2 separate regions of the Homo sapiens genome follow, and region 2 is linked to region 1. A link is a loop called in an ENCODE intact Hi-C map of the cell type or tissue named here. Cell type or tissue: natural killer cell. All regions are shown on one strand. Each heading gives the region's core, and the rest is flanking DNA. Links, peaks and the distances in the headings are about the cores only.

Region 1 (16,571 bases), core at 5,381-13,380:
CATGTTTGACATTTAGGTCATTTTCCACTATTATTTCTCCTACTCTGAGGATCATTTTTATATATAAATTTTTATCTGCATCTTGGATTATGTTTTTAGCATACATCCTTAGAAAGTTGATTTCTGGGCTAGAGGATGTAAAATTCTCAAGGTTCCTTTGAGAATTCTTCTCCAATTGTATGTAAAAGTGCTTTTCTAACTACATTCTTAACTGTTTTGAATAGCAGCATTATATAAATATATGACAAATTGCAGGCAAAATAACTAGTTTACATAGTTTTAATTTGCAGTGATTTAATAAGGAACTAGAATGTTTTTTACATGTTTGTCATTGTTTTCTTATTTTTATAAATTGTTTGCTTGTGGTCTTTACTCATGTAGTTTTACTGATTTGTAAGATTTTATGTGAGAAAATGTTAAATATTTGTATGGTCAATTTCTTGTGTATTTTTTTCTCTGTGACTATGTTCATTACTTTTATCTTCTTTTTTAAATAGCTTGAAATTTAGTAAATATTCACCATTTTTTCTAGTATGATCATGGTTCTGTTTTATATTTTTAATTGTGTTTCTCCCAGAATTTATTTTAGCATGTTATGATGTAAACATCTTACTTACTTTTGTTCTTAATGGTTAATCAATTGTTCCAGAATCATTTCCCCACTGATTTTGACATCATCTTGATTGCCTACTAATTTTTATCAACATTAGGATCTATTTCTGGACTATCTGCTTTTTCAGTTCTTTCACCGGTTCTATATTGCTTCCATTAGAGCTTCAAAATAAGTTTGTGTATCTTTTAGGTAAAATCCTTCCTTATCTTTCTTTTTTCAAAAATGCTTTGGCTTTTGTCACCTACTTACTAGTCAGGATTTGTTTAGTTTGTTGAGTTCATAAAAATGTTTCATTGGAATATTTGTTGGAATTGTATTAAACCTATAAATCAGTATTAGTATCTTTGCAATATTCAGTCTTCCCATTCAGAAGCATAGTATGTTTTCATACATAAATAGATTGTATCTTTTTATTCATATAGATCCCCAAATTCCTTCATATATTTAGGTATAGGCATGCTATGTTCTTGTTAGTGTCCTTAATTGCCTATATTTCATTTATAATTCTTTGGTAGAAAAGCCACTTCCTATTTATAATCCACATGATCCTCAACTTATGTGGGGTTCCATTCTGATAAACCCACTGTAAAACTGGAAAATCTTAAGCTGAACCACTGTAAGTTGGGGACTATCTGTATTTATTATCTAGTTATTTTATTCAACTCTCTTAATAGTTTTAATAATTTCTTTTAAGTTCTTTTGGGGTTTCAAAGTTATTAAATTATCTCCTAACAAAGATGACTGTCTATTTCCTTTCTTATTCCTGTTTAATATCCTATTTCATTGACTATAATTTCCAAAACAGTTAAGTAATCGTTGTGGTAGAGGGCATATTTCTTGTTTTTTATTATGTGGTATTATCTCTAGTTTTTTTTCATATTTAAGGCAGATATTGGTTGTTGATTTAAGACAGATATTATTTGATATATTGGTAAAGTGGATTAACATACTATTTTCTGAATCCTTATTTGATTATTAGGAATGGACGTTGACTTTTATTAATCTTTTTTTTCTGGTAAATATTGTCCAATTGTAACTCATGGACATAGACTTTTCTTGAGATGTATTTTTCAACTCAAATTAATTCATCATACATTTTATTTAGCACTTACTATATGCCAGAAATTGTTCACTAGACATTGGGATTAAGATGCATAGCCCTTTCCCTTTAAAACATTATAGGATAATTTGAAATGTGACAGTTCAGCAAAGGACTTAGCATAATTGATTTTCCACTATCAAATTGCTCTTGCATAACTAGAAAAAACTTTATGATCTTATTAAGAAAACTTTCAGAGTTTTTTTAATAACCTAATGGTATAACATGTCACAATGTGAATTTTTAAAATTGTTTAAATGTAAAATGGTGATTCACAATTGAAATTATGAGTTTTTATATTGAAACACCATTGTGTTCAGATTCTAATAAAAAATGTCCATAAAAGTTTATAATGCCTCAGAAAATTCATAGACTTATGTAATATAGATTGTTTATATTCTGTAAGATTAGGAAATTGGAATTTCTAATCACACCTGACCACTTCTTGTAGAGTATGACAAAAACGATATGTGATATTGGGGCAACTCATTTTCATGATGCTGTCATTGGGGTTTCATTTCTCTGGAGTCTGAATCATCTGAGGATTTCAGCATGTATTTACATAGATTTATTTTCACTTGAAGGGTTTTTTTGGTATTAATTTTATTGGCTTAGTGTAGTGTAGCATAATCTAACTTGCTTTCCCCATGTAATGGTATCATTTGTCTTATTTTTGGGAATTCTTTAATTTTGTTCTTTTACATAGTGTGCATGAATGAAATTAGATTTTTTGTATTTCACACAAATATTTATTGAGAACCAATTTTCTGCTCAGTATCATGCTAGTTATTATGAATTACAACACAGAAAACATAAGTCATACTTTCAAGGAACTTACTTTCTAGTTCATGGATAGATACAAATAAGGAAATTGCAAAACTCCTAATGAAATATTTATTTTTATAGAGGCATATATGTATGCCTCTGCATGTGTGTATATATAGAGAGATATTTATTTATTTATTTATTTATTTATTTATTTATTTATTTATTTTTGAGACAGAGTTTCTCTCTTTTTGCCCAGGCTATAGTGCAATAGTGTGATCTCAGCTCACCGCAACCTCCGCCTCCCAGGTTCAAGTGATTCTCCTGCCTCAGCTTCCTGAGTAGCTCGGATTACAGGCATGTGCCACCATGCCTGGCTAATTTTGTATTTTTAGTAGAGACGGGGTTTCTCCATGTTGGTCAGGCTGGTCTTAAACTCCTGACCTCAGGTGATCCACCCACCTCAGCCTCCCAAAGTGCTGGGATTACAGGCGTAAGCCACCACGCCCAATTTATTATGTGTGTGTGTGTGTGTGTGTGTGTGTGTGTGTGTGTGTATAAGTTGTATAAATATATTTCATATAGACTTAATATAGAGAGAGATTTATACACACACACACGGAGTCATATTCTTGTTCTTTTAGCAAATGTGTCAGTTCTTACAAGATTCCTTTTGTATATTTACCTCACCCTGTCCTCTTCATGCTTTTCCTATCATTATTGTACTTTTATAATTGTTTCTTCACTTGCAGCTTAAATAATATATTTACTTCTGCAATTTTTTTTATTGTCTTGGAAACTACACTGGATAGACAAATGTCATGCACATTAATCTGTAAGATATTATCAGTGATAATTTGTCTCAAACAAAGGTGAACCTGCTCAGAGTTTGGAAATAGGAATAGTGCAGGCTACTATAATTGTAGACTGAAATCATTGCTTTCTGAATCTCCTATTTGATTAAAGTACATACTTGTCTTGATTTTTAGAACTATTCACAAAGAGTTAACATGCATAGTAGGAGAAACCCAAAATGTGAATGGCGAAGTTATCATCTCTATTAAATGGGGATTTTAGCAGTAAGCTTTGGTATATTAAGGAAGAAAACTCCCATACTTTGGGCTTTCATGAGATTTTTATTTCATAGGCCCATTCATTTTAAACTTTAGCATTTGGCATATATTCTAAGGTTTAGTCTTAAAATTTTATCAAATTTTGAAAATTTCTATCTCCCCTAAATTTTTAATGTCTGCATTGAATAATGTTTGTCACAGACCACAATACCTGTCCCTGTGGAATGGTTATTCTATCTTAATTCAAAAGTAATACTATTGATTAGATAATACTTACAGCTTCCAAACTTCAAGGCATTTTTTAGCCACCATTTCTCCTTAACCTAATTCTGAGCTTCCTGTGTGGTATCATTTGTTTGAGGTCTTATTAAAATGTAAATAAATTGCACCCAGCATACTTCCTCTATTTGCCCAGCTTATTACTATATCAAAACAATCGTTTTAATGAAACATATTGATGTATTGTGTATTTCCGTATTAACCAAAGTGAAGAGGAAGTTATATGAATATATAACAGAGCCCACTTTGTAACAGTTTTTGTTAAAGCATTTTATAAATTGGAGATAATCTGAGCCATGGGAGATGATGTAATTCTACATGACAGAGTTCACAGAAAGAGGATAGCTCCTCAGATAGAATAAGATTAGACTCTTGAGAGAGATGCATTGGGGCTTTTATGGCACTTTACCTTTATAGGCGTAGCTGACTCTCAGTTCTTCATATTAATGTTGTAGTGTTGTAGCAAAGATAGTAAAAATAAAAATAAAGAAAAAGAGTGTTATCTAAAATAATGTATCTTTGGCATTGATATGAAATTTTTGACTTTTAAGCATCAAATTTGCCATTTCATTTTGTTCATCTAGAAGCTACTTCTAACCTCCATATTATTTCGGAGAAATGGTTTAATATTTATGTAGTAGCCGGTCGTGTGTGCGTGTGCGTGTTTTGTGTGTGTGTATAAAATCTCCATATGACATGATTGAATAAAACCAAATTCATGAAGTAATAAGCAATAACAATGAGTAGTATCATGAATAATGATCAATTGCAGGGCTATTAAATATGATAGTACTTGATCAATTACTAAATTAATTTTATAGAAAACAATTGCTATAGAAATACTTGAAATATTTCCGTTGCTTAAGCACAATACCAAATAGTAAAAATAGGAGGCTACTCGTTGTGTGCAGGGGAAAATGGGTAAGCCAAATTGGGATTAAAATGTGTCACGTTGGAATGAAATCCTGAAGGTCCAGTAGTGGTTTATTGTCTCTGTGTCATCAGACTATTGATGCTCGTAATCTTTCCTCATATTTTCTATATTTTCAGTGTACTGTTTTATTTTGTTTTTGCAATGGGCATGTATTCATGTCATAGTCACGAAAAGTTAATGTAAAAATGTGTTATGTATAGCCTACCTGTAGATAATTCATTAAGACTTAACTACTAATATATAAAATCTGCCTGAAGGAATGGGAGCCAGAAGCTAAATTTAAAAGAAAAGTATTTTATTGTACAAATAATCCATGTCTCCGAACTTGTTAACATTCTATTTTTAAAGCATTCTTTAGTGCAAGTCATGGAGACCTAAGCTCATGAGGTTAGTCATTACTAGGAAGTTACCTGAATATTTATGTTACATGTAACAGCTAGAGAGCCAGCTAATATTAATACAATTAATTATATTCTGTTAGAAGTACTATAGAAACATGTTATAGAGGGCCTTTCTTATCTCATATGGAGTTTCAATACAACTTAGAAAAAAGCTGCCTGTTCGGACACCTTTGTGCAAATTATTAAAAGAAACCCTTTGCTCAAGCAGATGCAGCTTGGGCTAGGGAACGTGGGTTATTGAGTGAAACACACTCCTGGACTAGGTGCCTTGGACAGGGTACAAACTATATAATCAGTTGTGTCTGCTCTATGTTATATGCCTTATTAGTTATTTGAAAATGGTTGGTGTTGTTCCATAGGTCCCAAATTATTTTATTCGTGCACAGAAAGGCAAGAATCATCTTCAGGTGACTTAGCAAAGAGGTGGTTAGTTAAGCTTTAAGTTAATACTGAGCTCTGATGATACAAATATGTTACTTTGTCTCAGACAAGTTTAAGGCAGATTTGAGGCTATTCTGATTTGAATAGCTTCGAAGGTAGAAGAAAACTAAAGTCACCACAAAAACATAGATGAGTTTATAGAGGATCTAAGGTTGCTATTTTCAGATTGCATCTGAAATGTTGGGGTATCATATAGTAAATTTAGATGAATTGTTACATGGAAGGGTAGATAGACAAATATACAGTAGAGACAGATAGATATCTCTTTGTTACAAAAAGAAATTGAGATAGCTTAAATGATACATACATGTACAATATAAATATATTTATGTATAAATATATTTATATAAATATAAATGACAGTAAGTGAAATATATAATATAAATTAAGTAAATAAAAAATAAAATGGGTAAACAGTGGAAAAACATGAGAAGGAGGCAAGAATTTGACCTACATTTAAAAAGCATCCTATAAAGGATCTTACCTACATTTACAGATTGGGCTCTGATTATATATTTTAAAGAAATACAATGCTTATACTAAGAAAAATCAATTTTCTAGGATGCTCTTCAGTATGTATAGGGATCACTGTATTATAATGTAAATATCAAGATAAATATTAACTTTCATTAGCAACAAAGGATATTTTATAGAAATGCTTCTTTGTAGTCCTCAATGTAGACTGACAACATCTTATTACTGTGAACTTTAGTATTCCCATTTTTAAAAGATTTGGACCAAATAGAGAACACTTCACACAGATATAATTCATTGAATGACAGTGAATTCTAGATTATCTAGATTATATTATATTAGATTATCTAGATTATATTACTTGAAATACAACTATTTTTTGTTATTGTTATTATTTGAGATGGGGTTTCACTCTGTCACCCAGGCTGGAGTGCAGTGGTGCCATCTTGACTCACTGCAACCTCCGCCTCCCAGGCTCAAGCTATCCTCCTGCCTCAGCCTCCCAAGTAGCTGGGACTACAGGTATGCGCCACCATGCGCAGCTAATTTTTGCATTTTCTGTACAGACAGGATTTTTCTGTGTTGCCCAGGCTGGTCTCAAACTCCTGGACTCAAGTGATCTACCCATCTCAGCCTTGCAAAATGCTAGGATTACAGATGTGAGCCACCATGCCTAGCCTATTTTTTTTATTGTTAATTAATAGCAGAAATAGTAATGAAGTTGGGACAGGGTTGATATCCTTTTATAGAAATTGCAAAGCCTAATAAAAACAATCGCTGGAGAGGTTTGCTGGAAAAATACCATTCCACAGGAACAGAAATCTGTTTAAATATTTATTTTGAATCCACTCTAATGTATACACAATAGGTGTTCGAGACTTCAAGTTTCTTTTTCATTGTAGCCTGGATATTGCCCTATTGATAACCTTATAAGAGGTGACAGCGTGCTGGCAGTCCTCACAGTCCTGGCTGCTCTGGGCGCCTCCTCTGCCTGGGCTCCCACTTTGGCGGCACTTTAGGAGCCCTTCGGCCCGCCGCTGCACTGTGAGAGCCCCTTTCTGGGCTGGCCAAGGCCGGAGCCGGCTCCCTCAGCTTGCGAGGAGGTGTGGAGGGAGAGGTGCGGGCGGGAACCGGGGCTGCGCGCGGTGCTTGCGGGCAAGCGCGAGTCCCGGGTGGGCGTGGGCTAGACGGACCCCGCACTCGGAGCGGCCGGCCTGCCCCACCGGCCCCGGGCAGTGAGGGGCTTAGCACCTGGGCCAGCAGCTGCTGTGCTCAATTTCTCGCCGGGCCTTAGCTGCCTTCCCGCGGGGCAGGGCTCGGGACCTGCAGCCCGCCATGCCTGAGCCTCCCCCGACCTACGTGGGCTCCTGTGCGGCCCGAGCCTCCCCTAGGAGCACCGCCCTCTGCTCCACGGCGCCCAGTCCCATCGACCACCCAAGGGCTGAGGAGTGCGGGCCCACGGCGACGGACTGGCAGGCAGCTCCACCTGCAGCCCGGGTGCGGGATCCACTGGGTGAAGCCAGCTGGGCTCCTAAGTCTGGTGGGGACGTGGAGAGCCTTTATGTCTAGCTAAGGGATTGTAAGTACACCAATCGACACTCTATATCTGGCTACTCTGGTGGGGACTTGGAGAAACTATGTCTAGCTCAGGGATTGTAAATACACCAATCGGCACTCTGTATCTAGCTCAAGGTTTGTAAACACACCAATCAGCACCCTGTGTCTAGCTCAGGGTTTGTGAATGCACCAGTCGACACTCTGTATCTAGCTACTCTGGTGGGGACTTGGAGAACCTTTGTGTGGACACTCTGTATCCAGCTAATCTGGTGGGGATGTGGAGAACCTTTGTGTCTAGCTCAGGGATTGTAAACGCACCAATCAGCACCCTGTCAAAACAGACCACTCAGCTCTACCAATCAGCAGGATGTGGGTGGCGCCAGATAAGAGAATGAAAGCAGGCTGCCGGAGCCAGCAGTGGCAACCGGCTGGGGTCCACTTCCACACTGTGGAAGCTTTGTTCTTTCACTCTTTGCAATAAATCTTGCTACTGCTCACTCTTTGGGTCCACACTGCCTTTATGAGCTGTAACACTCACCGCAAAGGTCTGCAGCTTCACTCCTGAGCCAGCGAGACCACAAACCCACCAGAAGGCAGAAACTCCGAACACATCCGAACATCAGAAGGAACAAACTGCGGAGACGCCGCCTTTAAGAACTGTAACACTCACCGGGAGGGTCCGCGGCTTCATTCTTGAAGTCAGTGAGACCAAGAACCCACCAATTCCGGACACACTTATACAACAAGGTGACGGAGTTCCATCACATTCTCCATCCTCAGACTTACATCTTTAAGCAATGTATGTGATGTTTCAGGATTTTGTTTCATGGATTAGATTTCTTGTTTTCCAGACAGAAACAGTAATCTTTACTATTACGGGTTCCTAGATTAAAGGTTATGACACTTTAATGAGATGAAGTTTGGTGAATACTTTGATTTCCTCAACATGTTGTAAAAGTGAAGTATTATGTTGATCCAAAGATATCAGTAAGATATTCACAATTAATGCTTTATACATTCTGAATTTTTCCTAAACAAAGTTTGCTGATTTTTTTCATCTATTTAAGTCTCTGAAGGAAAATGAGTTTAGATAATTCCTAGAAGCAGATACTATATGTTTATCTCTTTTCATGTGATAGGAGTTATTTTGTAAATCCGTTCATAATTTAAATGCTCTAGGGAAGTGTATTCTCAAGGGAACTTTATTGTGGATCATCATGTAAAGGAAAAATTATTATATAGTAAATATTATTCTCTATATCCATATGGGAACTTTCTGATTTACAAGTTATTTGAGTTCCAAAAGGAGCTTATTCCCTTTGTGTGTTCCCAAGGAAGTATAACCTGAGTGAGCCCAGGAATCTGTGAGAAAATAAGCTGGCAAATACTAACCTGATCCAAGTAAGTATTTGGACCTGCTTAGATCTCTGAGCTATTATTGTTTTGTATAAGATTAAGTCTAAATGACATATTCTTTACAATTGCTTAGAATAGGTTAGTCCAGCTCCAAAGTTCATAGCAACTCATTATTAACCAAAGTAATTCTAGTCCTTCTCGCTGAGTGGTTTCTCCAAACTCTATAGAGTGAGGCAAAACTATTTATCTCCCATGGGAGAATTTTGGTAACCTTATCCCTATATCCCATACACTTCCCTAGAAATTCTTAATCCCCCCCAAACCTTTAAACTTTCTAGAGATGTAGTAGGAGGGGCAGTTGAAGATTTTCTATACACATGTAACCATTATGAAAACGTTCATTCAATGGCAGTTAGACTTCCCCCCCGCCACCCCACATGCATGGATACCTGCAGCTAGGCCCCTGATTCCTGCATTACTAAGAAAAGAATTAGGCAGTGGTCATTCGCTGAAGAAATGGCATATGGCATAAGTCGTTTATGCCCACTATAGATTAAAAGGTCATAAATCATATCACAGAAGCTGGATACTTTTGGGAGTGAAAGTGGCCAAATTAAAAGTTATGTTGGGACAACTAGCACAGTTAGGAGCCCACAGTGTTTTAGCCGGGAGTGCTTCCTCCTATTATCCGTCCCCACAGTTCCATTGTATCAGTAGTTCTGCCAGGGCAGGACAAGTCATGAAAACCCACAACTTCACTGCTGAAAGGGGGTGATTCGATAATTTGATGGAGCAGAACATAGAAAAACCCCATGCCCTTAGGTGTGGTCAAAACAGTGACAATCTCAGGGGCAAACAAGCAGGGAGAATAAACATCATATGTAGCCTGAAGTTACAATTCAGAGTAGAAAAGAACTGGCAGATTGGCCAGAAATTTAGCAGGGAGAATTGGAAAAGGATACTATCATAGTGAACTTTGGTAAGCTACCACATATTCCTAGAGGTCTGAAAGGCTGCACACATACTCTGGGGAAGACCTAAGGCTTTGGACACACAGAGAGAAGATAAGAGAGAACAAATGGAAAGTAAAAATCAAAAAAACACTTGTAAACTGCCTGAACTTTGAGTGCATTCTACAACCCACACACACGTATATATCAATTAGAGGCGTTAGCATAGTGGCCCTAGGTGTTTAAGTACAACCTGTGACTGATCGTTGGCTGACCACTAAACTGTGTTAACACAGGGGAAAGTCCCAGCTCAAAAACGAAAATGGAAATTACACAAACTGAGCAGAAACATCAGCAGCGGCACAGCATGGGGAAGAGAGGCTGCACAGAGTTATGTTAGGCAAGTCCTAAATAAACAAACACAGCAATAACAGCAACAACCCTCAACAGGGAAAAGTCAGAAGCCAGAGTTGCTGTAATATGCTATATAAAATGTCAATTTTCAAGAAAAAAATGAGACATGTAATAAACAGGAGTGTGACTCATACCCAATTTAAGAAGTGGTTAAAAGAAAGTGTCTGAAGAAAAAAAAAGAAATTATATTTGGGTTGAAGTGGAGATAGCAGATGTTAAACTTAGCAAACAAAGAGTTGAAAGCACTATTATAAATATGTTCAAAATAATAGGAAATCATGTTAAATAATTAAAGTATTACTATAATTACCCTTTAAATAGAGAGTATCAATATAAACATAAGTGTTATTTTAAAAGGAACAAAAATTCTGGAGTTAAAAAATATTATAATGGAAATTAAAAAATTGCAAGAGAATCTCAACAGAATATTTAAGATGGCAGAATAAAGACACAATGAGATTGAAGATCAATTAATAGAAATGGTCTAATTTGAAGAGAAAAGAACAATGAAAAAATGAGCAGAGCTTCGGAGACCTGTGAGAGACCATCAAGCATACTAACATATGTGTAATGGTAGAGAAGAGGAGGAAAGAAAGAAAGGGCTCAAAAATATTTGAAGAAATAATAGCCAAAAACTTCCCAAATGTGATGAATAACATTAATCTACACATTTGAGAAGCACAAAAACTCCATGTTGGATAAACACAAAAAAAATCTGTACATAGACACATTATAGTCAAACTTTTGAATGAAAAAGAGAAAATTTTGACAGTAACAAGAAAAAAAAGACTGTTACATACAGGAAAACAACACTACGATTAACAGCTTACTTCTCATTAGAAACAAAGCCAGGAGGTAGAGGGATGACGTATTCAGTGTGCTGAAGGAAAAAAAGGGAAAATGTCATTTAGGAATTTTATATTTAGCAAAATTGTTCTTCAAAAATAAATATAAAATAAAGATATCCCAAATAAACAAAGACTGAGACAATTTGTTGCTAGTAGACCTGCCTTACCAGAAATACTGAAGGAAATCCTTTAAGTGGAAATGAAATGATAAAAATGTATCTAAAATTCACCTAAACAAAAGGACCTCATCACGTCATTATTTAGGTAAGTATAGACATGATATAAACATAAAACTAAATTCTGTTTGAACAGAAGGAAGGATATAACAAAGATAAGAACAGAAATCAATGAAATAGATAATGAAAATAATAGAGAAAATTAATGAAACCAAAACTTAGTTTTTTGAAAAGATCAACCAAAACTTAGTTTTTCTTTTGCTAGACTGATCAAGGAAAAAGGAGAGAAGATGACAGATTACCAAAATGAGGAATCAGAGAGAAGGTATCACCACCAACCCCACAGAAATGAAAAGGATTATGAGGTATAGTTATAGTTAATACTATATTATAAACAAATAGTATAACCTCATAATCATTCTCATTTCTATGGGGTTGGTGGTGATACCTTCTCTCTCATTCCTGATCTCATACTATACTATGAACAAATATTATAACCTCATAATCCTTTTCATTGCTTGATAGTTAGAAATACAACCTGTGACTGATCATTGGTTGACCTCAATTGTCATTGCTTAACAATTAGACAATTGTTAGCAACTGGACAATTGTTAGCAATTAGCTGGATAAAATGGACTATCTTAGAAATGCGCAAATTACCAAAACTGACTCAAGAGGAAATAGAAAATATGAACAGACTCGTAATAAAAAGACATACAATTTATACAATTTATAGTTAGGAGAAAATCCTAGATGTAGATGACTCCACTGGTGAATTCTATCCAATACCAGTATTTCACAAACTTTTCTAGAAATAGAGCAAGAAAGGTCATCTTTCAATTATTTGTACAATATTACACTGAGAGCAAAGCCAGACAAAGACATCACAATGAAAGAAAACTGCAGACCAGATTCCCTCATGAATATAGACACCAAAACTCAACAAAATATTCACAAACCAAATGTGGCAAAGTAGAAAAGCATTATACAGTGCTGACCACAGAGGATTTATCCCAGGAATGTGAGTTTCACTTAACATCCAATAATTAATTAATGCAATATAGCATATTAATAGAATAAAAGAGAAAACACATGACCATTTCAATAGATGTACAGAAACATTTGAGAAAATCCAGTATCCATTTGTGATATAATCTTTCAACAAAAGGAATAGAAGAGAACTTCTGTAACCTGACAAAGGGCATCTATGAAGAACTTATAATGTATGTAATGATGAAAACCTGACCGATACACTCCTAGGATCGGAAAAGAGGCAAGGTTGTCAGTTCTTATGTCTTCTGTTCAACATTGTACAGGAGATTCAATCCAGTGCAGAATGATAAATACATGTAAGAAAGAGAGAGAGAAGCAAATTAGAGGAAAAAAAAAAGAAGCAGCAGCAGCTGCAGGGGAGGGGGAGGGGAAGGGAAAGAGAAGGGTTAGACAGACCAGCAGAAAGAAACAATCAGTGGCATACAGATTGGAAATTAAAAAGTAAAACTATTTATTTGCCGGCAATATAATCTTGTACATAGAAAATTCTAAGCAATGTACATACACCTCCCCCACCACACACACGAACTAATAAAGGAATTCAACAAGTTAACTGAATATAAGAAGAGATATTGTACAGAAATCAATTATATTTCTGTATACTAGCAACAAACAATGAAATTAAGAAAACAGTTCAATTCACAATCCTGTCAAAAAGAATAAAGGCGTTTTTACAGAAATTGACAAGCTAATCCTAAAATTTACACGAATATGCAAAAGATCCAAAATAGTGAAAATACTTTTGAAAAAGGAAAACAAAATTAGATAACGTACAATTTCTGGTTTTAAAACTTACTTTATAGAGTATGATATTGGCATACAGATCAATGGAATGGAATTGAAAGTTCAGAAAATTCATCATATTTTTGATCAATTAAATTTGACAAAGGTGCCAAGGCAATTTGTCATGGGAAGGGATAGTCTTTTCAATAAGCAGTGCTCTGTAATTGATGCTAGGATTATATGCGATATAAATGAATATTCACGAACCTAGGACTGTAAAAAACATATTTTAGTTCTTATTTCATATCCTGCACAAAAATTTAATCATGGGCCTAAATGTGAGAGCTAAAATTATAAAATTTCTAGAAGAAAACAGGAGAAAATCTTCATGACTTTGGGTTAGAAAAAGTTCTTAGCTATCACACCAAAAGCTTGATTCAATAAAATCCTTGGTAATTAGGATGTCAACAAAATTTAAAACTTTTGCACTTCAAAAGACCCATTAAAGAAATGAAATGACAAACCAAAGACAGGCGAAAATATTTGCAAGATTGCGATTTGCAAATCATAATCTGATAAGAATTTTTACGCATAATATATAAAGAATTCTTCAATAATAAAAAGACAAGCAACCCAGCTAAAAACTGGGCAAAATATTTGACAATTCACCGAAGTTATTCACCAAAGAAGATGAAGTCATGCCTAATAAGCACTTGAAAACATGGTCAACATTATTATTTCCAGGGAAAAGTAAATTAAAACCGTAAAAGACTACTTCACACCCGCTAGAATGGCTGTAATAAAGACAGATAGTAACAAGTGTTGGAAGATAAAGACAAATTAGAAGCCTCCTATATTACCAGGGGAGATGTAAGAGTATAGTCACTTTGGAAAGTGGTTTGGAAGTTTCTTAAAAGTTAAAATAAACTTACCCTTATGATCCAGCAATACCACTTTGAGGTATCTAAGAGGAAAAAAAATATGTCCACACAGAGACGTATTTTATGTGAATGTTCATGGCAGCATTATTCGTAACAGTAAAAAACTGGAAACAATTCAGATGTCCATTGGCTGATGCATGGATAAATAAAATGTGGTGTTATATCCATGCAGTGGAATAGTATTCATCAGTAAAAGGGAATAGACTACTGCTACATGCCACAACATAAAAGAATCTTAAAAATGAATTATGATAAGTGAAAAAGCTACATGAAAGAGATCACATATTATTTGATTGCATTAATAAAAATATCCAAAAAGGGCAAATTTATAGAGAGAGAAAATATTTGTTGTCTGGGTCTAGGGATTGACTCCCTAAGGGTATGAAGGATCTTTGTAGGGTGACAAAAATATTCTAAAAATGAATTGAGGTGATGGTTATACAACTCTAAATTTACTTAATGTCATTGAGTTATACACATAACAAGAGTGGATTGTATGTTATATAAGTTATATCTCAATAAACTGTTATGTTTATTAAAACTAAGTATAGAGAAACCTGGCAGACATTCTCCTAAGCAAGCGACCAAGGTTAACATACCCCGAGATATCATATACCTTTGATGTTATAAGAAGGGCACATCACCTCTTTTGTATTCTTCTCTAAAACCTATAATCCGAATCTAGTTACGGGATTGGACAAATCAAAGTTGTAAAAGGTTTCACAAAATATCTGACCACTAGTCTTCACAATTATCAGTCATGAAAAACATGGAATGACCAAGAAGTTATCACAGATCAGAAGAGACTGAGGAGACATGGCAATTAAAATGCAGTATGGTATCCTGGATTGGATTTTTGGAACAGAAAAAACATATTAATGGAAAAATTGGTGACATCTGAATAAAGTCTGTAGTTTAGTTAATAGTATTGTGTCAATATTAATTTCTTAATTTTGTCAAATTTACCATGGTTATGTAAGATAGTAACATTAGGAAAAACTAGTGAAGGAAATATGGGTACTCTCTGTACTATCATTGCAACTTTTCCATAATTCTAAAATTGTTCCAAAATACAAAGTTAAAATTTTAAAAAGCAAATGGAGAATTTATAGATTAAAGGATAATTATCGTTTGAATATAATGTGTACATCTTATTTAGATCCTGATTCAAACTAACCAGTTATAAAAAGAAAAGACCATTTAAAAGTCAATCATTTAACATGGACAGGATATTTAATGACATTAAAGAATTACTATTATTTTTGATGTGGAATGATATTAGTTATGATTGTCATCTTTCAGTAACACATAGTAAAGTATTCATGCATAAAATAATAAGCTATCTGGGATTGTCTTTCAGATGCTCTGGTGGAAGAAAAAGTAGGTGAAAGTATAATTGGAAAAACAATTGACTATGGGTGATGGGTACTGGAGAGTTCATTTTTCTGTATTCTGCCCTCTCTCATATATTTGAAATATTTTATAATAAAAAGTTTTTAAATAGTGGAAAGAAAAAAATACTAAAATAAATAATTAAAGTATTATAATTAGCCTTCTATGCTGACCACAAACAGGGCTGTCTCTTAAAAATCAAATCTGCACAATGTCTGAATAAATAAATTATAGAGAGATGAGTGAACTCTCAAAAGCAATCTGAGCAAGATACAGTCAGTACTGAATAGTTGGAAGAGCAATAAGAGAAGTGCCTGAATTAACATAGACCTCCTAAGCTGGAATGCTTTGTTGTTCTTTCCTTGAAGTTCTGTGACCTGGTGATATCTAAAACTCCTTCTGTGTGAGGATTTTAGAAAGTAGAATGTGGTCAGAAGCAGCCCTTTGTTCGTAGTCAATGGTAAGATCTGTAGTTCTCACCCCCCTTCAGGTTTTGTTTTGTTTTGTTTTTTTATTGACTAGAGGCTTTGTTTGTGGCCTTGTGACTTACAAGATAGGTTACTGCAATATAATGCATTTGCTACTTCTCTGGAAAGCCATTCAGAATCTTTAAGGAGTGCAGAATGTACAACTCTTTTGCTAAAGGGTCTCTGCCAGAGAAGCATTCTTCCGGATTTTGTATATTGCATTGATTACGGAGCTGTTGCTCAGTGCATCATTGGATGTTGACTGTAATCTATAAAGCCTTACATAGTTTTCTTCCAATTAAAGAAGTCTGACACTGGTGGTCAATTTTAATAATGACTGAGATTGATCTATGTGACTTAAAATTTTAACAGATTTTGGAACCTGAAATGTGAGAAACAAGTTTTCTTATTGATGACACATACTCTGAAATCTATTTTAAAGGTGGGTTCAGTGTACAGTAGTGAATTTGAATTAAAAAAAAAAAAAAAAACAGAAAGTTGAAAATAGACAAAAGTGCCAAAAATAAGGTATTTGTCCTGACTTTCTGTTCCTTCATCTCACCTGACATTCCCTCAGAATATTTTACATCCTTGATGACCAGTCTTTTAAGCAAT
Region 2 (16,571 bases), core at 4,889-12,888, 52 kb before region 1:
GAACATCTGGATCTGGGTTGCAGCCCCACTCCACACTTGATTTGTGACCTTAAATACTTAACTTCATCTTCCTAAACCACATATCTTTTAAGATCACTCACTCACTGATTATTATTGAAGAGGGCCCCTATTCCGGATGCTTTGGATCCCAGAGGTTGAGAATAATTGGTGTTTTTTAAGGAGAAAGATACATTTTATACCAGTAGCACATTTAGCCTAAGCTGGTATTAGGGCATTTGGGAAGATGAAAAGGAAGACATATAAAAGCAATATGTTCTGGCCAGAAAAAGGCAAAAAGGACCCTAAAACTAAAGTAGAGTTATAGCTTAGAGTATCTAAGAAGGCAGAGATACTGAAAGATGTATTTAGCAGAGCTCTGCATTTGGGGGTGAACATCTATCCATGGACCTAAAGAGATCATAGATTGCCCTGATTTGTCTACCCTCTATGTAGGAAGTTAACTCCTGTGATTGGTAACTAACCAAAAAATTAAAAGAAAGGGGAGATGGGGCAGGGGAGATAATAAGAGGGTATTTGCCAGTGGTTTACAAAGCTTTGAGGTGTACGTGTATGTGGTTGGGACAAGGTTAATTTCATGTCAGTAGTCATGGCCTTCTCCTTTCTTGTATCACAGAAAAGACTTCTTCTTCTCATTCTCTTCCATTTCTTCTAAGAACTCTCTTCATGCCAGCTAGGTGTCAAAACTTGGGTAGTGTGGAATTGGGGGAATGAAAAATAGAACTGGAAAAGTGATCATAGGGGAGGGGAACTCAAAAGTGACAAAATTTCACTTGGGTAAAAGGAAGGGGCTAGAGACAGGAAAAATGAGGAGGGAGGAAAGAAAAGTACCCATAAGGGATAGAAGGGATGGAGAAAAGACTTAGAGGTGAAAGTAAGGGTAGAGAGAGACTTTTGATGCAAAGTGGTTGTCCATGTGGAGAATAAAGTGGCCAAGACTAAGAACAGAGATTTTCTGTCTTATTCTTCTTGGTATTTTCTTGAGAAACTGAATGAAATTTGACTTTTTAATATATATTGAGGGGTGTGTGCGTGTGTCTGTCTGTCTGTTTCTGCTTGGCTGCTATTTCTTTGGATCAAAACTAGGGATTACCTGTGCAGCAACTTTGTTCCCACATTCCCACCACCATCACCACTGAAGCAAGGCTCAGAATTTTCAGTCCTTTTTAGTCAGTAGACTTCTGTGATTAATGCTCCATTAATCACTTGTTCTTCGTATTAAGTATAACCCCATAAAAATATGGGATTGGAGGGAGAATGGTCAACCAGTATGTGATTCATACTAGATGACAGTCCTCTCAAGATGGCCCTAATTTCTTGTGCATTTCACCTACATGCTGATCTTAATTCATGTGTTTTTACTTGATAGGGGTCAGATGAACAAAGTAATTTCATATTAACTATGACAAATTTGTGCATAGGTGAAAGAAAAGACCTCTACTTTTCAGACATTATTATTTTCTGGAATAATCTTTGGGGATTAGGTAGCCAATTAATCAAGATCCCCATAAGAAATGTTAGCAAGTAAGACAATATCCAGTAAAACACTATTAGCCAACATTGTTATTCAGGAATTAAAGTTCAGGTAGGATAGCTTTGGCATCATGAGATTATTCTCTGTGAGACTGACCTATTGCCAATGACGTATATGTACATGCTTTAATTGATGTGTGGGAACTTGGTGCCACCCTACTGCTGAGATTTCAAGGATTGTGTGAAGATTTTGTGACAGTAATTACACACTTTTTATCAGATAGATTTTATGTATTATCACATGTCCAATTTAGAAATTTTCCTTTGTTTTTATTTTTGGCATTAAAAAAGGAATGCATACTTCATAAACTTACATTTTTGCTATTTGTTTGTAAGAAAGGAATTCCAAGTGGGTTATGTAACATTAAGCATATGGCTACACAAAGATTAGAAAAGCTGTGGCCATCAGGAATAAATATTGGTGATAACACTGATGGGATTTCACACATATAGTTTATTGTGAGAAAATCAGAAAGACTTGCACAGAACTTAGATAAGGAAATAGGCTTGTTTTTTGATGAAAATATAAAAGGAAGCATTTGTTATTAACACGGTAGGCTTTGAAATTTGGCTTTCTACTTCCACTTAAGAGGAAACACCTTAAGTCTGATGAATTTTTTCCTATGGTAGACAGTACTTAATCTAGTATTACTAGATTAAACCCCTTAGTAATCAAACATTTTAAACCAATAAAATATCTCTGAAGAGCAAAATGTACCACTGCTCCAGATTCTTCCATGATGTCAAAAACATAGAAGCAACAAATGTGGACCTGATTTAGTAGTCAAGGGAAAATATGATGTGATGGAGAATTAATAAAAGACTATTTTAATATTGGGAATGAAAAACTACCACAAATCTTAAGGGTTTACATTAGCAGAACTTGGTTTGGTTTGAGTAGACTTAAAACAAGATTTTGAGCGAGCTTCTAAGGAGTTTTGAGGATCATTTTTTTTCTGTCATGAATTTATGCTACATAACAAATGCAGAAATTGGAGAAGTGTAAATCTATCATTTCTTTTGACATTTATGTAGCTTCAGTAACCTCCTAAGTTGAGATCATTTGAGATTTTTAGAACATGGATACCTCTAGAAAAAATGAGGAGGTTCCAGTAGCTCCTCAGAAATAGCTTAGCTTCACATTGAAGGAAGATTCATAAGGTCTTTATGGAGCAAAGATATTTGATCAGAACAAACATTCTTATCATATGGAACCTTTTTCCTGCAAAAAAAAATGACTGTTAGGGTAATTAAATTGGTTATTTGCAGCTTCTCTCCTTTCCCCTCTTCCCTCTTCCACCTGCACAGTATTGTTATATTGAGTTGCCATGATAAGAGTAAAAAATAATCAAACCAACCTATACACATTTTTATTATGAACAAAAAATACTTGGAAGGATTCTATTGATACAAGCTAATGCAAGATAATAATTTGTTTATTCAAAAGTGTTTTGAATGTCCTTTTCCATTGATCATGTGCAACTGGTATAAACAAAGATCCTATGTATGGTAGAGAGCTTATATTTGCATTTCTTTGTATATTTAAGCATTTTTAGCAGACTTACATTTCTGTTTATTGAGAGTACTCTTTAGAATTTGTGCAATCATATGTATATATCAGCAGCAGACATTTGGGTAGGTAGTGAAGGTAAGTTCTATAGTCAGTGTAACTAGAAGATTATATAAATTAATTATATTAGTTTTGATGCTTTGGGTAAAATCAGTGTGCTACATGAACCTCCAGTTACACAGGACAATATACTGTGCTCAAAAGACATGAAGGCAGACTAAGAGTACAGAAAAGCTGTTGGTTTTGTTTGGGGAGTTCCTGGCTTTTTATCCGCTTGGGGAAGGAGCAGGTCTTATTGTCAGTTGCCAAGTGCTCTGATGCTGAGAAGTTTGTCAGCTGTGGTTACTTTGGGGATTTTGGCAATGATAAGCACTTTTCCTTGAGAAAAATCAGCATAGATACCACACATTGGAATTGGACAAATTGCTTTTATTTTCTATTTTCTTTAAAAATCAAATTGGCTTTTCCTTCTTGTCCCAGCTGTTGCAGCTTCCTTGTTTTTTAGCTTAGATGATGGGAGAAACACATGTTCCCTGAGATCCAGAGTAAAGCTTACTTATTTTCTTCCTGTACAGACTACGTGAAGTTACGATACTGGCCCCAAATCTAACTAAACAAAGTTATTCAGAAGAGATTTGACAGAGAGGGTGTCTAACAGGTGTTGAGCTGGGGTAATTGAATGGGTATTTCAAAGATATTAATGTAACTCGCATATATTAGAAAGCTTTAATTGCCATCTCCAGCATGTTTAGACCTGAAAACTTCAGGGACCTAACCTGTTCCATAGAGAAGTCTTTTTATGCCCCTATGGTTTATAGCTGGAAACAAAGTATGTATGTAAGAGTTGGATTGGGGCAGGTGCGGTGGCTCACTCCTGTAATCTCAGCACTTTGAGAGGTGGAGGCAGGTGGATCACTTGAGGCCAGGAGTTTGAGACCAGCCTGGCCAACATGGTGAGATCCCATCTCTACTGAAAATACCAAGTTAGCCGGGCGTGGTGGGGTGCGTCTGTAACCCTGGCTACTCAGGAGGCTGAGTCATGAGAATCGCTGGAATCTGGGAGGTGGAGGTTGCAATGAGACGAGATTGTGCCAGTGCACTCCAACCTGGGTGATAGAGCTGAATTGGTTGAAGTAGTACACAGTAAGGCACTAAACAAACTTGACCTTTTCTATAAATTCCTTCACTTTCCCTGTAACCTGTTACTTTTCAAAGGGAAAGATCACATCTATATTTCTAGTCAGCTTGCTATCATGGTAAGGAACCAAGATTCCCTTCCAGTTAGGGTAGTGGAAGATGAAAGTGGCTTTTCTTCTTGATATCTGGATCAACCTGGTTTTCCTGCCATCTCTTATTTCATAAACAAGCTTATCATCTGACCTAGCTGCAGATCGTGTTTTAAAATTTGCCCCTACCCCTGCTCCTCTCTTAAGAGCCGAGTGCCCACAGAACATTATCCTCCTCATCTGGACCTATCTTTGCTCTTACTGAAGGGGGCTTTTTCATCCTATAATTCCTTTTCTGTTGGCTTTTCTTGGGAAAGCAGTTTAAGAAACATTCATTAACTATTTCTGGGTGTCAGAAACTATGTACTATGTTTCCAGAGAATTGGAACTAATAAAATGTATACCTGTATAGAAGAGATGTTTTATAAGGAATTGACTCACATGACTGTGGAAGCTCACAAGTCCCAAGATCTATAGTCAGAAAGCTAGAGACCCCAGAGAGCCAATTGCGTTAGTCCAACGTATTAGTCCAAAGGCTTGAGACCTGGGAAAGCTAATGGTATAGTCCTAGTCTGAACTTCCTTAGGCCAGAGACCTGCAGAGAGCTGATGTTTCCAGTTTGAGTCTGAAGACAGGAAAAAAAAAGGAATGTTCCAGCTCAAAGGCTGTCAAGCAGGAGAAATTCCCTATTACCTGTGAGAGAGTCAGCCTTTTTGTTCTGTTCCAGCCTCCAACTGTTTGGAGATGAGGGAGGCCAATCTGCTTTACTCAGTTACTGATTCAAATGTTAATCTCATCCAGAAACATTCTCACTGAAGTACACCAAATAATGTTTGACCAAATGTCTGAGCACCCTGTGGCTCAGTCAAGTTGACCTATAAAATTAGCCATTACACCTCCATTACCTAATTTAATCCTGACCAAAACACAACCCCAAACCCCATGAAGTAGACACTATTGGTTATTATCACCAAATTTAATGACTAAGAGTAAGGTGTCTAGAGTGAGATTGCCCTTACTAGAATTCTGTCTTCGCCCCTTACTGTATAACAATAGGCAAATTACTCAACCTTAGTTTCTTCATCTCTAAATCTGGGATGATAACACTACATACTTGGTTGAGTTATTATGATAATTAAATGGAATAATGCATGTAAAACACTTAGCATCGATAACTGGAACATAGCTTAGTACTCAGTGAAGAACAGCTATTATTTAAATACATGAGGAAATAAAGTTTCATAGTGGTTAAGATCTTTGCCCAAGGTCATGTAGCTAGTAACTGGTGAAATTGGGATTTGAACTTAAGCTGTTTGCCTCCAAAATTATGCATTTAATTCCTCTCTATTAATCTTAACACAGAAGTAGAATAATGTAATGGTTAAGCCTCTGGCGTTGGACTCCACGGTTCAAATCTTGGCTATCTCATTCACCAGAAGGCTTTAGGCAAGTTAGTTAACTTATCTGTACTTTAGTTTCTTAATCTCTAAAACAGAAATGAAATAGTATCTTTCCCGGAGTCACATAGAATCAGATCATTTCTAGGGATACTACCTTCATCCATGAATTTTAAATGATATAATTTAAGACACAAGATTTCTCCTTTTTCCTTCAAATTATACTGGTTGTTATTGATATGGGTAAGTAAGATTTATGAAATCTAGTGAAGCACTAAAAATATGCTAACATATTCGTAATGTTACAGATAGCATGGCTTTGCAACAAATTTCTTCAGAAACTTTTTTGAGAGGGAGAATGAAAATGATAGTTTTCATTCAGAATAATTGTAAGTGTCTTCAAAATGAAGTTCAAATCCATGTATAGGAGGTGGAAGGAAGCCAAGAAGGAATCCATTATAAGGTGAAAATCATAAGTCCTCTTTTTGTGACTCTATCTTGCCCGTTTAATAGAAGTGATATAAGTAAGATCTGCCACCTAGGACCAAATATTTCTTTCTCTAGTACTTAAGACAAGAAGACGCAGAATTTCAGAATACTGTATGTGGGTTCTCATCTGTCAACCAAAAGCAGCTGAAAAGGCGAGAGCCCTGGAGAAATGTTTCCTACATATGTATTTGTTTTTAGACAAATGTGTTTGTTTAAAAGTCTAAAAACCATGGAAATGGGTACCATGGAAATGCATAGTTGAGGGGTAGAAGCCCTAGAAGTGTTGACTCAATTCTTGATCCTTCTGTGTGATGTATTAAATGCCACATGCTTCAGTTTGCTGTGTGTGGGGTCTTTCAGCACTATTTATAATAGATGGCAATCCTGTGTGAAGGACATAAGAAAATTTCTGATTCGTTTTTCAAGAGACTAATGAGAAGTTGGTTGTCATCTGGCTGTTGCTTATGGGAGGAAAACTCCAGAGAAAATTATAATGTGTATATTACTCTTCCTTCCAAAAAAATTTTATTTGAGGTTAAAATTAATATTAAGGGCAGCCGTAAAGGGGAAACATAAAATCCATATGCAGATTGAAGAAGTGTGGCAATGAAGGGGCAAAAGTTGGAGTTACCCTCTTGCCTCAAGTGGTTGGAGAAATTGTAAGCCAATTGCATATATTTCAGTCTTAACACTTTTGTATACTTCTCAATTTCTTTTAAAATTTAACTCCGGAAGTCATAGTTAGAAATTTGTCTTCTTTACCAACTTCCTCCATGCATTACCTATCGCCCATCTACCTCCTAAAATTTGGAGTCTTCTCAAAGCAGGCAATATTTGTAGATAGTATTATATGAAAATGTTGGAATCCAGTGAAAATTTTTATGGTAAACATAGATGGAAATGTCCTCTTTGCTATAAGATAGTAGCTACTTTAAGTATTTTTTCCTTTGAATAATGTTGTTCATGTCAATTGCCAAAAAAAAAAATCCTTGTAATTATATGAAAATAAAAAGGAAAAAATACTTAAGAAATAGGAGACCAGGAGGGAAATTATAATTGAATCTGGAAACCATTTTTTTTAACCTTGGCTAAATAAATAAGAAATGATAAGAGGTACAATACAATAAGAAATGAGAGATACTGAGGTTCAAGCAGACTGCTTTATTTAACTCCATTTAATTTTATTGGATTGAATTTGATGGAGACAATGTCAATGGACATATATATGAAGATTGGTAGCAGAATTCCTGGGGCTGTTTTATCATTGTCATGAACATGTACAAACAGAAAGGGAATGCTAAGTAATTCTGAATGTACTAGTGATTTTTAGATAACAGATTTCAGTTTTACAAATTCACTGAGCCAGCAGGTGGAAGCAGATCTGTCACCTGTATCTAGTTCTTGATTTCAATATACTAGGAAAGCAAATACATCAATATCACATTTTTTTCTTTTCTTCCTTTGCCAAGATGTATTTAGGATGTTTTCTCAGCATTACAGAACTCTCAGCTAAAAGATACGTTTCAGTTTCATTTTTAGAGGAAGAAGAAAATGTTAAGTGGGCTGCTAGCAATTTTTAATTGCTGATAGCAATTAAACACCAAACTTAATGTCCCTTGGCCTCTTTGGTTTTCTTATAGAGTGAAGTTTATATACTATAGCTGAAGAATTAGTTTACAAGCAGAAATACTTGTAAAAGCTGCATTTTGTGTCCTACAAGTGAACCCAAAGGAAGTGATATTGCCTTCAAGTAACAGAACCTCTCGGGCAGATTATCAGAGTAAAATAAATTCAGATATGTATACCCCTCAACAAGCTATACTTTGGTAAGTTATGTTTTGACAGAATTTGTTTAGTGGACAGAGGTAGGCCATGTTATTGTCCCACAGGGTAACCTCAAATGAGGTCATTAGCCCTGGAAGCAGTGATTTCCAATTAGCCCATATGTGATAGAGTTGCAAACTCTTACCAAAGACTTTATTAATCTCTAGATAATTTATCTTCTAATACTTTGTGCCCTTCTTTATTTCTTTTTTATTGTAGTGGCATTATTCTTGAACTTATCCATTAAGAGTTGTAACTAGGTTCCAATTTGAAGAAGCCCAGATGAAGCTTCAGATTGTGTTTGTATAGAACAAGTTAAGAACTGGCAATATGAATAACTAATATAGATAACTCAGACATTTCAGAACTAATCATTTGACCTAAATTAATTTCTTAGATATTGGTCAGATTCTCTAGGTGATTTTCAGATATCCCCTCCACTTTATGGATATATGTTGTAATTAATCAGTATACTTACTTTTTGCTATAATGTCCTCCTGGCTACTCAGAAGAAAACCAAGTAATTGAAGCCTTAGTAAATTAGGAGGGTAACATGGTAAAAACAAACAGAAGTCACTGGTTCATAGAAAAATCTTGCCTCATAATTGCATTGTATATGAAGATATTTTCCTCTTATGCCCATAAACAGTAATTTAAGTTCTGAAATAAGGACCTTGTCTTTATTCCTAGAACCTCTTCCAATACCTGGCACATAGTATGTATTCAATAAATAATTGTTGAATAAATGAACTTTATTGTAAAGAGGATCACTATTATCCTAGATTTGGTTATATATTGGGTCAAATAAAATCTCTTCCCTTCTCCTCTGCTTCCAAAAGAAAATGTTTAATATGATGCCCCCAACTTACAAACAGGTTGTGTTTCAAAATTCAGACAGTTTAGTTTTCTGGAACCAAGAAAGCTTCCCTTATTTATACACTTATTGCAACAAATACCAACTGAACCCTCACTACCATCCAGGTATGTTATAGGCTCGGAGCATACAATAGTGAATAAGACACCAAGTCCTTGTTCACATGGACTCGTACACTTTCCCTCCTAGAACTAGATCTCTTAGAACTGTGCCTGGCACAAGGTGCACACTCAATAATTGATAACTACTATTTTTAAAGAATAACCCTACTATTTTCAAGGATGTTTATTCGAGTTTTGAACTGAGCTATCAGGTGACTTCATATCCCAAAACAAAATTTGAATGGAAGCACTAGGTTAAAAAAAAAAAAACAGATGCCATTTTAGGTATGTTCTTATCCTATTTTATTAATCTTCCCTGGGCATCCACTTTCAAAACAGAGGCATCTTACCACTTTAAAAAAAATTATTTACCGTGTGGCCCTGGCAAGTCATAGCCATGTGACTCTCACCTAAAAATAATGAAGATATGATAATATTCTAATTCACAAAGAGAACACAGCAGAACTTAGTAAATTAATGTTTGCACAGTGCTTAGAAATCTGAGGTTGTAATTGCTAAAAGAAATGTACAGAACTATTATTGCTACTAAAATTATGATAGACACTTTTTTCTACCAAAAAAATACCTCAGTGAATTGGTGTTTATATTTTTAAAGTTGTATGCCACATTAAAGAAAATGTTCTATGTGTATCTAAAGGAAAAACAAATAAGAATCATGTCCCTTTGTTATTATGTGATATAAAATTGCAAGGGATTCACTATTTTGGGGAAAGTAAATAGTATTTAAGACCTTATGATTCACCAGTTTGGACAGATGGATGATTGCATCTTCTTACGTAAGTGACAGGTGGCAGCTCTAGTGAAATGGCTTCCAAAGTTCTTCTGATTTTTGCTTCTCTTTCTTATCTGTTCTTTGGCTTGGAGCAAAGTGGCAATGCACTCCAATTACAAGAGTAAGGAGAGTTTTGGAGGGCTGAGGTTTCGTTTTTGGGGGGTGTGTGTGTGTGTGTGTTTGTGTGTGTGTGTGTGTGTGTGGTGTGTGTCTTGTCAGCATTTTGGTTAACTCCATCTATTCAGTAATCTAGCTAAATGGTGGGTAATAAATGCCCCACAGCAACAGGCTGTGATTTCAAACCAGGTCTGAACACATTCTTCCTGGAATAGTTATTCTTCCACATAGACTTTGTTAATTGTCTAGAATGTGAAGGGTCATTGTAGGTGATACCTTCTCTTATCAGCAGAAAATAAGGTGAGGCTTAAACTGTACAACTTAAAGGAGAATAAATTTTTAAATTTTAAGTATTATTTATTTGACAAATATATAGTGAGCACCTACCATATATTAGGCACAGTACTGGACACTAGCAATAAACTAAGGAATAAGACAAAGTATTTGGTTCAAAGAAGTTAAATTTTATTAGGGGAGACAGATAATAAGCAGTACATAATTTCCGGAAAAAAATAAATACTATGAAAAATAATAAAGTGAGATAGGTAGAGTAAAGTTGGCAAGCTATTTCAGATGTGATGGTCAGTGTAAGTCTCCTGAAGAGGTGACATTTGAGGAGAAACCAGAATAAAGAGAGAAGCATGCTAAACCCTAGAGGAAGAGCATTCCAGTCATGGGTAACAAAAGGTCTAAAGGCCCTGAGGTGGGACTTAGCTTGGTGTGTATCAGCAAAGAAGTACTTAATGAGCTTTGAAAGTCTTTACAATACTGAAAAGCCAGACATAGAGGGTTCCATTCAATCTACACATACTTGCCTTATACAACCTGTAGGGTTGGAAGACATGCTTATGAGGCGATTCCCAGTTTCAGATCTTAAGATGTTTTTGTGATACTCTTGATTTTAGTGAAACCATAAAAAAGAGTAAAATGCCTTCTGTCAAGTAGCACAGGACTATGTCTATTCTGATAAAACCTGAACTTTAGTCCCTGAAGATGCTTTTGAAAGAGAATGCCACAAGACAGTTAAAGCACACCAGTAAGATCTCCAGGATGACTGTGAGGGCAGGAAGTAAAGTGAAAGCACAGCACTGCAGGTGCTTTATTTTCACCTTTCTTCCACTTAGAAAGCAACTCTTCTCACAATTATCCTATAGTGCCTCCTACCCTTTGGTTTAACTGACCATGTAAGATGCATTGAGTATGAGGGCTATCTGTTGTAATGACGTAATCTCTAATGTTATTCTGCCTATGGAAATCTCTGATTGTTCTGGTAATGCTGACACTTCTTACATTATGACAACCATTCTTGAAGAGTTTTGTGAAGATTAAAAAAAATTAAGCCACAGTGTTTGATATACTAGGGATTGCCATCTCCCCCATGAAGGCCTATAGCAAATCATTTTGTAAAACACATATTCAGATCCTAATTTTGTTGTAATTTCAGAATTTTTTTTTTTTTTGAGACGGAGTCTTGCTCTGTTGTCAGGCTGGAGTGCAGTGGCACGATCTCGGCTCACTGCAACCTCCACCTCCCGGTTTCAAGCGATTCCCCTGCCTCAGCCTCCCGAGTAGCTGGGACTACAGTCACACGCCAACAAGCCCGGCTAATTTTTTGTATTTTAGTAGAGATGGGGTTTCACCCTGTTGGCCAGGATGGTCTTGATCTCCTGACGTCGTGATCCACCCATCTTGGCCTCCCAAAGTGCTAGGATTACAGGTGTGAGCCACCGCGCCCGGCTGTAATTTCAGAATTATAGATATTGAATGTCCATAGTGACAAACACCTATAAAAATAGAAAACTCTCCAGTACTGTTTTTGGAACCTGAAAGATTGGGTTAGTCATTTATTCTGTTTTGTTGTTCAAACATTGTTTTAAGCCTCAGATTTCAACCTATATATATAGAATAGCAGAGAGGGGATGAGGTCTATTAGTGACATTGTAGTTGTAAAAGTGCAGTTTGAACCTTTGCTTTATTTATGTACATACTGTACTGTCGTTTGCTCTGTGCCTTTATAAAAGTAATCAAAAAAAAGTATTTCTTCACTAGCTATTGCAGTCTTTTATAAAAGACTGCCTTTGCTTAGAGCATGCTATATATTGCAGTGTGGAATATTGGAGGCCATTATAAGAATGTTTGGAAATAGCTTGACCCCTGAAAGATATCTATAAACTCAAAAAAAAAAAAAAAAAACGCCATAAGAAGTTATCTAAATTTCCCCCTAAGTTAGCATGATGAATAGTAAAAGCATGTGGATTCTGAAACAAAAATATTATTTTCTTACTCAAATTTTTGCACCTCCTCCACCAAATTGAAGGAAGGAAGGAAAGAAGAGAGAAACTAAGGGAGAGAAGCACGAGAAAAGAAAAGGAAGAAGGAAGGAAGGAAGGAAGAAAGGAAGGAGAAGAGAGGGAGAGAGGAAAAAGGAAAGAAGAAAGGAAGGAAGGCAAGAAGGAAGGAAGGAAAGAAGGAAGGAAGAAAGGAAGGAAGGAAGAATGGAAGGAAGGAGGAAAAGAAAGAAGAAAGGAAGGAAAGAAGGAAGGAAGGAGGAAAGGAAGGAACGAAGGAAGGAAGGAAGAAAGGTGGGCAGGCAGGCAGCAGAAGGGAGAGGAAGAATTCTCTTGTCATGTGAAATGCTCTTGTGAAATTTTTCAGGCATTTTCTGTTTTTTTAAAAAATATTTTTTTTCTCATCATACAACCTTGAAAGTTGACTGGCTTACTGTCAGATGCATTAACTAAATGCAATTTCTGTTTTTAATAATGATAGCTCAAACTTCATGTGAGATCATACCAGCCATACAATGTAATTCAGTTTATGGTTTTCTTATATACTTCAAATACCTGCAATATGTAGTTAATAGTACTTTTTTTAGATAAGTAGTAGGACATCACAACAGTGATGTTATGGTGGGCTGGTATATGTCAGTAAAGTAGATTCCACTAAAAAATGGAAAATACAAGATATTTTGGTGTAATTTGTCTAAAAATATTCATGACAAAGAAGTCTCTTTTACTTTAATGTCCAAAGTGATAAGATGCTGATGTGTCTGAATGAAGGAAAAGGGTGTGAAGCAAAGACTGCACTTTCTAAGCTGAAGAATGTTTCTGCACTGCACGGAGCTCAAATACAACTTTATGGTAGGGAATGTGCACTTAAGATTAGACTAGTAGCTCCTAAAGCAAATATGATGTCCATGATTTCTTTCAACATCACACACACACACACACACACACACACGAATACACGCACAAGTAGAAACTGCAGGTGCTTCCTTTTTATTGCACTATGTAAAGAGAAAATGTAAAATGGACAAGCTTTCGACAATCATGTTCTCTTCATCAAGCTGTTATTGTTATTTTAGTGAGTCCACTAAAAAGAATTATCTAGAGCTTCTTGTTTTTACTTCTTTGTGTAGTTGATGAATATGATTACCATTTTTACCTCCTGTATTTAAACCCCTCTGCCATAATCCCATATTCTGCCTAAAAGCCATGTCTGTGGGAGCTTGTTCCCTGCAATCGTTTTTAGGGATATAACTGCGTTTAAGCAGGTGCAGTAAATGCAGTTTTGGCCATTTTTACTGTTGTATGCAAGTGAAAAATGCCTAATATAATTAAGCTGAGATTAATAGAGATTATTAGTAAAAATAAGCTTGTTTTATGAATGAAGACCTCACACTAATTCAACATGGCCTTTCTTTGACAAATGCACTGTATTCACTTATGTAGCACAACATTGTATGCCTGAAAAGTGAATAAACATTTACAAGGCTACCTTCCAGAATTTTCCATTAATCGTCTTCTAATTCTTTTCCTGTGGCCAGCAAGAGGAATCCGATTTTATTTTTAAGTGGAACAAAGGGATTGGCCTAGCACCACAAGGGACACTGATTGTCAGAAGCACAAGTTATCTTTAGTTAATTTTGTTACTGAATTGTTCTTGGTTCTTTTTCTCACTTTTAGAATTTTAAGCATCCTATTCAAAATGGCCACCATACAGGGGAGGTGGGAGAGAAGGAAAATAATAAAGAACAGTGGCAACTGAGTTGATTCTGTATAAATAAGCACATTTGCTGCATCTCTGTTCTGCAGTTTTTATGTCCCACTGATGAGAGAACTGGTTTGAGATGTAAATTGCTTTCCTTTGATTGAACCAGGGAGGAGATGTCATGTAACTCATCTCATCAGCATAGAGCATTGTGTGCCTTTGGTGAATTATAGGATAACGGCGCTAGTAAGAATTCCTTAACCTCTCTCCGCAGCCCTGTTCCAGTGCTTAATAACCACCAAGGGGAAGTACTTCCCTACAGTTCACCTGACTACCTTCTGTGGTTTTAGCTTATTTATTCATATCCTGTCCTTAAATATTTTGTAAAGGATCACGGGAAAGTGCCAGTGTTTTACCGTGCCAGATACACCCTGCACATTAAAATATAAAATTGCGAGGAGTTTTAATGTTTGTTTGTTTTAGGTAGAGAGCACTTAGAAGGTGGCTTTGGAAAGATGAGAAAGGTGATGAAGACGTGATCTCAAAGCAATATTTACCATTTATCTCACTTGTCAAGATTTAGGATAAACCTGTAGAAGCAGCTATGCATGAAAATGGAGGATGGGGTAGGAGTAGAGGTAGAAGTGGGGGTAAGAACTCCCTGTGATATCCATGAGATTATGTGCTGTATGAGAAAAGAATCAGGAAGTGGAATGTGAAACAAAAGAACTGGAAATAGGCCTGCAATCAATCTAGCTTGGTATCTCAACAAACCAGTGACTTTTTTTTAATATGTAAGAAATTCAGGGCAGATATTACAGCCCTATCATGACAGCACGGCCTTTTCTTCCTCCTCTTCTATTAAATCTACATTTTGAAGGTGGATGGTGCTGACTCATAAATTAAATTGGAGTAATACATACAGTGTATATATATTTCTGTCACTTTGTCTCAAATTAAACACGAACCTTCTCCCCTGACAAGATGATAGAAAAGTTAATTGCTCGCCCTGGCTTTAAATTGGAATTTGAATTTGCAAAATGCTAAAGGTTTATGAGATCTAAATCATGAGGAGCTTAAATTACATTCCTGTGATAAAATATTAATAAATCAATTAAAACATAAGCCGAGTATAATATTACTTTTTTTTTGTAAGAACCTTGAACACAATAATTCATTAGGGTGTAGTGCAGTAACAATTATTGTATCTTTTTTTAATTTTCTTTTTATTAGTTTTTTTTGATAAATACATCATCAGATAACATTCCACATGGTGGATTATCATTACCCCAATGCAGCTTCCAGAAATTCTGTTGTACCCCTAAACAAGAGCTCACAGGCTGAATTGTCTGCTCTTATTTATCCTTGTTAGCATCAGCTGCTTCTTTTACTGAAGGGGTATTTGCCTCTTGGGAACATCTGTTCAATGCCAACTCTGCCATTTTGTGGTTTCTGAATCTCTCTTCCAAAAATGGGCATAATCATAATAATACTACCTCAGAACTGGCATGAAGATCAAATTAGATAATGTATGTGGAAATCATTTGTAGGTGGTAAAGGACCATCAAATGTTAATTATTATTATCATAGATTGGGGAATTTTTTATCTCTAGAAGGGCTCTTAGACGTCACTTAGTAATCAACCCCCTCATTTTAAATCTGAAGGATCAGAGAGGTCCAGAGAGGTTAAGCCACTTGTCTAATACCACACAGCCAGAAAGTGAAACTGCTGAAACTGAAATTAAGACTTGTAAATCCCACCTCAGGGTGTTTTTCACTCTCTATACCCTAACGCCTCCCTAAAATAATGCTAGGAAGGTCACGTTAAGTTTGGGTTATTTACTCTCGCCACATAACTTTCGCTTTGAAGCTGCTATTTTTCTGTTGTTGTTGTTGTTTTGACTGACTAAACATTAGTTATTTTAGGGATAATTTTCTAAGGGGCCTGGTGGCACAAACACATATCCCCACAGCTGTCAGGAAAGGTTCATTTGGCTAAGGAGGCACTGCCTTCTCCTGCTGCTCCCCAAATGAAGACTCAGCAGTGTATCTTCCTCTCCTACAGGGTTCTGGAGGAAGCCTCAGATGAGGAGAGGTAGTAGCTTTCCTTTTTAAATACTTCTGTCATGTAATGACGGATGAGGATTCACCCACCACGAATTTTATCTCCTTTACCTCCTTCTTGCTCTCTGGCCCTAGTTTTTGGTTTACCTTCCCCTTTCTCCCAAGTTCCAGGAATCACTCGGACATTTTATTTATTTTGAACATAAAGAGAACCATCTCCATAATACCTTTTCCAGAAAATAATAATTGGAAATGAATAGATGTTTCTTCCTTTCATGCTAGGAAAACACTAGCTCAACAGACTATCAGCAGATCAGAGAATAAGAGACTGTGTGCTAATCCTGTTTTTCCTGGTAACATGGGATATATCTGACAAGTTTTCATCATTCTGTCTTTGTTTTCCCTTCCCAACAATAGAAATAACAAAATCAATCTATACTAGTAGTTTGAAGACCTCCATTAAATAATTACGAAAGGTTCACAAATGATAAAGAGTTATACAAATGCTATATAATAGTAATCTGTGATCTTCTAGGAATAAGCTAAGGCAGAGTGGATAAGTTCTATGAGATCTA

What was found. Hi-C counts contacts between places; a loop is a spot of excess contacts. Peaks named below come from ENCODE experiments on the same cell type or tissue, not always from the same donor. Only the 100,000 strongest peaks of a DNase experiment are listed, where the experiment ranks them.
Region 2: it touches region 1 in a loop (2.4-fold over the local background); 2 of 110 quality-filtered maps call a loop at or near these places.

What each region holds. Positions count from the first base shown.
Region 1 is chr3:114,803,656-114,820,226 of GRCh38, reverse strand. All of the region lies in intron 4 of ZBTB20 (zinc finger and BTB domain containing 20), which reads left to right. Among named protein-coding and RNA genes, the nearest start is that of ZBTB20-AS3, 61 kb to the left of the region's middle. RefSeq lists an enhancer at 10,157-10,336. In natural killer cell, for the core only: no CTCF peak of the experiment used is centred there; a DNase peak (open chromatin) is centred at 10,236; H3K27ac peaks cover 1,953 bases.
Region 2 is chr3:114,855,137-114,871,707 of GRCh38, reverse strand. The region is part of intron 4 of ZBTB20 (zinc finger and BTB domain containing 20); the gene reads left to right. Among named protein-coding and RNA genes, the nearest start is that of ZBTB20-AS3, 9.6 kb to the left of the region's middle. In natural killer cell, for the core only: no CTCF peak of the experiment used is centred there; no DNase peak of the experiment used is centred there; H3K4me3 peaks cover 876 bases; H3K27ac peaks cover 930 bases.